Linked DNA regions of Homo sapiens: all the other regions are linked to region 2. A link is a loop called in an ENCODE intact Hi-C map of the cell type or tissue named here. Cell type or tissue: heart left ventricle. All regions are shown on one strand.

The links. Hi-C counts contacts between places; a loop is a spot of excess contacts. Peaks named below come from ENCODE experiments on the same cell type or tissue, not always from the same donor. Only the 100,000 strongest peaks of a DNase experiment are listed, where the experiment ranks them.
Region 1: a loop joins it to region 2, with 17 times the contacts of the local background. A loop is called at or near these places in 18 of 110 quality-filtered maps.
Region 3: it touches region 2 in a loop (9-fold over the local background); 92 of 110 quality-filtered maps call a loop at or near these places.

The regions. Positions count from the first base shown.
Region 1 is chr13:20,868,526-20,871,025 of GRCh38, reverse strand. XPO4 (exportin 4) reads left to right here. Exons shown (of 23, transcript NM_022459.5): 2 at 2,325-2,430. Among named protein-coding and RNA genes, the nearest start is that of XPO4, 33 kb to the left of the region's middle. In heart left ventricle, a CTCF peak has its summit at 1,264; no DNase peak of the experiment used is centred here.
Region 2 is chr13:20,711,334-20,713,833 of GRCh38, reverse strand. All of the region lies in intron 1 of IL17D (interleukin 17D), which reads right to left. Among named protein-coding and RNA genes, the nearest start is that of IL17D, 8.9 kb to the right of the region's middle. In heart left ventricle, a CTCF peak has its summit at 1,060 (motif pointing left); a DNase peak (open chromatin) is centred at 1,013; H3K4me3 peaks cover 1,090 bases; H3K27ac peaks cover 1,269 bases.
Region 3 is chr13:20,829,613-20,832,112 of GRCh38, reverse strand. All of the region lies in intron 6 of XPO4 (exportin 4), which reads left to right. Among named protein-coding and RNA genes, the nearest start is that of EEF1AKMT1, 57 kb to the right of the region's middle. In heart left ventricle, no CTCF peak of the experiment used is centred here; no DNase peak of the experiment used is centred here; H3K4me3 peaks cover 2,163 bases; H3K27ac peaks cover 2,310 bases.

The DNA.
Region 1 (2,500 bases), 160 kb before region 2:
GGCCAGCCTGGGCAGCATAGTGAGACCCCATCTCTACAAAAAATACAAAAATTAGCTGGGCTTGGCGCATGCCTGTAGTCCCAGCTACTGAGGAGACTGAGGCAGGAGGATTACTTGAGCCCTGGAGGTTGAGGCTGCAGTGAGCTGTGATCATGCTACTGTACTCCAGTCTGGGCAACAGAGTGAGGCTGTCTCCAAAACAGACAAAAAACACAAAAAGCAAACAAAATAATTTGAAAATGGAAAGACAAAAATACTTCTAGAATATAGTTTGCTGTTCAGTTTTTTTTTTTTTTGAGGCAGAGTCTTACTCTGTCACCTAGGCTCTAGTGCAGTGGCGCGATCTTGACTCACTGCAACCTCTGCCTCCTGCGTTCAAGCGATTTTCTTGCCTCAGCCTCCCTAGTAGCTGGGATTACAGGCTCCTGCCACTGAGCCCGACTCATTTTTGTATTTTTAGTAGAGATGGGGTTTCACCATGTTGGCCAGGCAGGTGATCTACCCGCCTTGATCTCCCAAAGTGTTGGGATTACGGGCATGAGCCACCGCACCCAGCCCTCACAGTTTTATTAGTAAATTTTTTTTTTTTTAATTGAGATGGAGTCTGGCTTTGTTGTCCAGGCTGGTGTGCAGCAGCGGGATCTCAGCTCACTGCAACCTCTGCTGCCTGGGTTCAAGTGATTCTCGTGCTTCACCCTCCTAAGTAGCTGGGATTTACAGGTGTGCACCACCATGCCTGGCTAATTTTTTTGTATTTTTAGTAGAGACGGGGGTTTCACCATGTTGGCCAGGCTGGTCTCGAACTCCTGACCCCAGGTGACCTGTACTCTTCGGCCTTCCAAAGTGCTGGAATTACAGGTGTGAGCCACCACACTCAAAATTCTTTTTAAAGAAGTGTTAAAGAATTTAACACAATTCTTTTTTTTTTTTTTTTTTGAGACTCCTTCACCCAGGCTAGAGTGCAGTGGCGCCATATCAGCTCACTGCAACCTCTGCCTCCCGGGTTCAAGCGATTCTCATGCTTCTGCCTCTGAGTAGCTGGGAGGTGTGCACCACCACACCCGGCTAATATTTTCATATTTTTAGTAGAGACTGGGTTTCACCATGTTGCCTGGCTGGTCTCAAATTCCTGATCTCAAATTATCCTCCCGCCTTGGCCTCCCAAAGTGCTAGGATTACAGGCATGAGCGACTGGGACCAGCCAACACAGTTCTTTAATGGAAATATTTTCATTTTTATTTAGAGAACTGTAGAGGGTGCTATATGATTAGGAATAGTAGTCTGAACTGGCTTTAGCTAATTATAAGAATTCTCTGAAGCCAGAGATTCACAGTAGTTAATTTTTCCTGGGTGAATAACTTTTTTTTTTATTATTTTGACTGAAATTAGTGACTAATGTTGCATAATTGATATAATTTATAATGAGTGTTGATCTAATATAATTGATTGTAACATTTTTCATCATCTAGATTATTTAATATAATTGAAATTATGAGTTGCCCTCTTTATTCAATGGTTTGAATAATAAAGGTTTATTTTCCTGCCATCTACCTCCAGCCCCCTTTCCCAAATTAAGTATTTGTAAGTCTTAATAGGTTAAAAGTTAACTAAACCATGTAACAGGAATGTACGTTTTAGGTAGATCTGGCTCAGAAGATTATTATCTTTAGAAGAACGATTGTTAACACCAAAATGGTATTTAAAAACTTGGTCAGACTTTAGAAATTGTTTTTGTTAAGAGAGAAGTCTAGATTTTTTTGAGTGATTAATTTATTATTCAGAAATACATTTCATAAATTCCAAACTTTAACTGTTCCCAAATTTTTCTGGTTTGATAGTGATTTTAGAAAACTTGAGGTGAAATAATATTTGATCCTGTGTCTTAAAGGATTGCTTTTGGAAACTGATTTTTAGTAACTTGGATTCAATATCCCCAGTATTGAAGAATTTTGAAGTTATTTGAACTAGGTCAAGTTAGTCCAAGTGGTATATTTTGGAATAAAAGGTGATAATAAGTCAACTAATTGTTAAATCCCCCAAAAAATGTTAGATAAGTATCTGTTTTTCTAAAATGCAGGTTTTTTAAAAACCTTTAAAGGATTCTGACCCAAACCTTGCCAGGAATTTTTTCCTTTTTTCTGAAACCATGTTTTAAACATTTATTATCAAGTTTTATACTATAATTCCTTAAAAAGTTAAGCAAGAATTTGTTCCTCTTGCCCCCCAAAAGTGAAGGCATTTTCTGTTCTTGTGGGTAAAAATATTGATATTATTTAAGCTTTGTCATTAGATAAGTGTATCTGTTCTTGTCTTTAACTCTCAAGGCACCACCTTCCATGGTCAATAATGAACAACGCCAGCATGCAGAGCACATATTCTTATCATTTAGGAAATCAAAATCACCATTTGCAGTTTGCAAGCATATTTTGGGTAAGTATTCACTTAAAAAATATAAAATATTTTGGCATAATCAGATCTGGGTTTGCTGTCTTAAACATTA
Region 2 (2,500 bases):
TTTGGCCTCTTATTTAGTGAGCAGTGTGCTCATTGCCAGTTTTTCATGTGTCACTTCTGGAAGACAGACACCATGAGGAATTTCACTTCATGGCATGTGGGGAACTTCCTGAATTTGCCCAAATCATTCTGTTGGCATTAGGGCACATGCATTTTATTCAGGTGAGGAGCATTGCAAGAGGCGCTGATGGAATGAAATATTATCATCATCCCTGGTTACTCTAAGAATGCTAAAGTAAAACCCAGGCAGTAAGGGGAAAATAACTATCAAAGCAAAACGAACATACCTATTTTCAGAACGAGAGACTTTAATCCCATAACAATGCTCCTGACAATGCTTTTATTTTTACCCTGTGAAACAGTGATAGGTGCAGTAGAGCCTGCTGTATTTTAAGAAGCTGGGGCAAGGGGGGAGTAGCGGGGTCTGTGCTGTACCTTGGCCAGTTCAAGGTCATTTAAGCATACAAACATTTTAGGGGGAAAATACCAACATTTCTTAAATAAGCTGCTTTAAACAATGAGTTTCTCTTTTTCTCCAAGAATGAATGAGGATGAACAATGTCCCGCCGGCCGTCTCACAGGCTGTGACTGAGACCTTCCCAGCCAGGCAGCAGAGCCCTCTGTCCTTCACTCTTCCTTTCTCTAACGCCCTCGTTTTCTCAACAAAGCGTTGTCATTAGAGGATGGCGGCGAAAGGACACTGCACCTGTGCTCATGTACTATGTGCAGAGACTCCGTGAAGGCGTGGCTTAGTTTGCTTTAAGACATTAGAAAATAACCCACAGTTTGGAAGCAGGGACCCAAGGAAAAACGTTATAAAAAAGAAAGAGGGAGGGAGGGAGGAAGGAAGGAAGGAAAGAAGGGAGGGAGGGAGAGAGGAAGGAAAGAAGGGAGGGAGGAAGGAAGGAAAGAAAAGAAAGGAAAAAAGAAAAAAGAGAAAGAAAGAGAAGAAAGAAAAGCACCTCCCATCCCCAAATTCCACAGACCACGCGGTGGGCCGGCCCGGGCAGCCAGTGCGCTGGGCGAGGACGCTGGCGCCGTGCTGCCCCCTGTCGGCCAGAGACGCCGCTGCAGACACCTTCGCCAGCCGGTGCTCAAGACAGTGGGGACGCGCGTACCACAGGGGTCTCAGCCTGCAGGGTGGGGTTTTTTTTTTTTTTTAGCGTCGGCACACACATTTGAAAGTGCATAAAAGAGAGACATGCATTTGTTAAAGGGGTAGAGGATAAATGGGAGTTTGTTTTTGAGACGTAGTTTTGCTCTGTCACCCAGGCTGGAGTGCAACGGCGCGATCTCGGCTCACCGCAACCTCCGCCTTCCGGGTTCAAGCGATTCTCTTGGCCTTAGCCTCCTGAGTAGCTGGGATTACAGGTGTGCGCCACCACACCCGGCTAATTTTGTATTTTTAGTAGAGATGGGGGTTTCACCATGTTGGTCAGGCTGGTCTTGAACTCCTGACCTCATATGATCCACCCGCCTTGGCCTCCCAAAGTGCTGGGATTACAGGCATGAGCCACTGCACCCGGCCTGGTGTCTTAACAAGAAGGATAGCTGTAGTGAGGATAACTTTCTCTAACATTATACTCCTAATCTTTCTCTAATGTTATAACCCCTTAGATAAATTTTTTAAAAAAGATTTGATGGAGAGAAAGTGATGCGAACAGTACCTTGTGACTGCAGGAGGAGTGTCAGGGTCTGTGGTTCCTGGCTGTATTCCAGGGGGCCTGCCCACCAGCCCCTAGACAATATTTGATGAATGAATGTGACCCTGGGTTTCAATATCGGTCAAGTGGAATAATTAATGGACAGCCCACATGGGAAACAGGTCGCAGTGAATGGGCCATTGCTGAACTGCCCACAGGTAACTGGAAGCTGAACTTGGGCACATTTAGTAAGTAGGGGATATCCTTAGGTACACTGAGAGCCGCCAGTCTTCACAGCTGTATAGCATTTTATCTGACTAGCTGCCTATAGGCGGTCATTCAGGTGACTTCCAGTCTGTATCCCACATCTGTATCCCAAGGTGGCGCTTTTCAAATGAAATCCCTGAAGGGAATTTATTTTCTTGTGATTTCCCCTCTTCCCCAATGTCATCTGCTGAAATTCTGGTACTTGGGTTCTCCACAGGAAAATACCGGCTTCCTTCAGCCGGGGTACCTGAACCGTACCTGCACTGGGCTGCTGGGGAGGGTCTCATGGCCTCTTCGAATGCCGTTGGTGACCTAGGGTGTCTATTTGAAAGTTACTTGACCTCCTGTCCCCTGTTCTCCCTACTCTCCTTTACTCTCTGCTATGGTCTGTGTCCCTCCAACAGCTCATGTGTTAAAAACTCAGTTGCCATGGTAACAGTGTGGGAGGCGGGGCCTTGAAGAGGTGACTGGGTCAGGAGGGCTCTGCCATCCTTGGAGGGGTTCCTGGTAAAAGGATGAGTTCCGCCCTTCCCTCTCTGTCACTTGCTTCCACCTTCCAGCGTGGGACGACTCTCACCAGATGCCAGCACC
Region 3 (2,500 bases), 120 kb before region 2:
GGCATGTTTATATATGCCTTTGATTTCACAGAAGTTGGTGAGCTTTCCTAAGTGGAGAATTTTAGAGCTAGATAGGATTGTTGTGGGAGAGGGGGCAGGGAATGGAGAGTTGATTCTTCACTCTTCTGTGGTGCAGTTGAATTTACATGTAGCTGGAACTGATTTTCCAAGGGATTATGATGGCAATGAGCTTAGAAGATTGGTTGGGTTTTAGCACTTCAGAATTGGATCCCTTGCCGGAACCCTTGCTAAGAGGGAGTGGACTTGTATTTGGTACAGAGACCAAAAAAAAAAAAAAAAAAAAAAAATCACTGTACTAAATGTCCTGATTCTTTAATTTGGTGAGAACATGGATGGGAAGGTAAAGTAAGATTAGATGTGTATGATAGATTTTTTTTAAGATAAAGGGTTAGCAAAAGACTGAAAGCAGCTCTGTTTGGCTTTCTTATTGATGGAATTGTGTTTTGTTTGGTTACAAATGAATTATTCTGATAAAAATATAAATTGCATGCATTCAGTATTTATTTTAGAAAAATATATAAAGCCATAGCCCAAGAAAATTCTTGAATTACACTCTTATTTGAACTTCGGTGAAGTAATAGCTATTTAGTTCCAATCTTTTGTGACTTGTGTGTCTCATAAAATTTGACTAGCATGTAATAAAAGACAGTTTAGTAAATAATCAGTTCATTGTCAAACTGTTCTTTCGTGGTGACATATTTGTTGTAAAAGATAAAACAATGTAATGTGCAGATATTATAAAATGCTAAAGTGGTGACTATAAACCAAACTTTTGAAAGTTTTAAAAGGAAACTATTGTTTTATTAAAATTATTTTTAAATGAACATCTTGCTTTATTTAACCTTGAAATTATTTTTAAAATATTGCTTTAAGAATAGTAGTGCTAGATTTCTGAATTCTGGTGGTACTGGTTCTGTTTGTTTTTTAAGTTAAGAATTTAAGAATTATCTGGGGTAGAAATGGTATTTTTTTTGATTTCTTATAAGAATTATTAAGAATTATCTGGGGTTGAAATGGTTTTTTTTATTTCTTATACATACAGATAGAAATAGTCATTTGAGAATACCTGATTAAAAATGAATTACCTTAATTCTTTATATTATTTTGAATGTAAAGATATGGTCCAGATTTGTGTATCATTATTCTGCCCACATTGTGATATGCTCTTCACTAGTTTTGTTTTTCAAATTGAAAAGTAATGCATGTACGTGAATAATAACAATATTTTAGGTAATATTAAACATTATACAATGCATAGTAAGCCTTTCTCCCATATAAAAGCCAGCATAGTCTGTTATTCGGGGCAGCAACTTCAGCAGTTTCATGGTACAGTCTGATAACTAAAACATATTTCTTGTCAAAATAACATTGTCTTTAAACATTTGTTCTGTATAAACATTATGATGCTGTTCCATATAAACGTTTATTATACTGTTCTTTTTGTTTCATGTTTTTTATTTAAATGCTTTTGGGAATAATTAATTTTTTTTAGTAGAGTGGGATATGATTTGTAGTTACAGGATTGTAATTGTGTCCTATGAAAAGTATAATATAGTACATGTGCATTTTTATTATGGTATATAATAGTGGTATTATTAGTGGTATAACCAGGCTGGCTGATAGAAGGTAGTGAAGTCTGCAGTGTTGTAGATTAGTTTTTCAGTGGAAGGTAAGTGTAGCCTCTTTGCATGGAGCATTACAAGTGTGCATTCTTGTTAGAAGGCAAACATCATGCCAGAGATAAAAATCCTTTCCAGGTTTGGAATTGGAAAACAAAAGTAACATGGAGTTTTGTAATAATTATGGGGAAAGGTATTTTCTGATAGATATTACATACTAACTCATAAATCTCCCATGCTCGTGGCCACGTGTAAGGAATTATAATCTTAAAACTATTCTGGTTACCAACACTTGAAGGAAATTGGCCATGGAATTGGGCATCAGGGACAGTGTGCTGAAAAACAGACCATGATTAGGAGAGGCTAAACCAAGATTTTAAAAAATCAGATTTCAGGGTTATTTTGAATCTGATGTTACATGAGCCATTGCAATGAATTCCATTTTATATCTGGGAAAAACCCTTTTTAAATAAAACTCATATCCATTTTCCCTTAATGTAAATAATTGATATCCAGAAGTATTAATAGAGTATATGCTTTTTATAATTTATAAAAAGATAGAGGAGAGAATTATATGAGAATTTTGGTTTAGGTTTAATAGTTTCCTTTTGTAAGATTTCTTCCTGTATTTTCTTACTGATACTTTTGTAAGATTTATTGAATCTTTAGCTTATCATCTCCCTCTTACCAAAACACACTGTTGCCCCCCTTGCTGTATTATACCTGGAGGGCATAATTAGAATGTGAGAGACTCTCCTCATTTCCTTGGAATAGAGTTTTTCATATATCCAGAAGTAGCAAAATTTATAAATATGATTCCCTTTGCTTCTGCCACCTGTATTCTTCCTCTGTACTTGAAC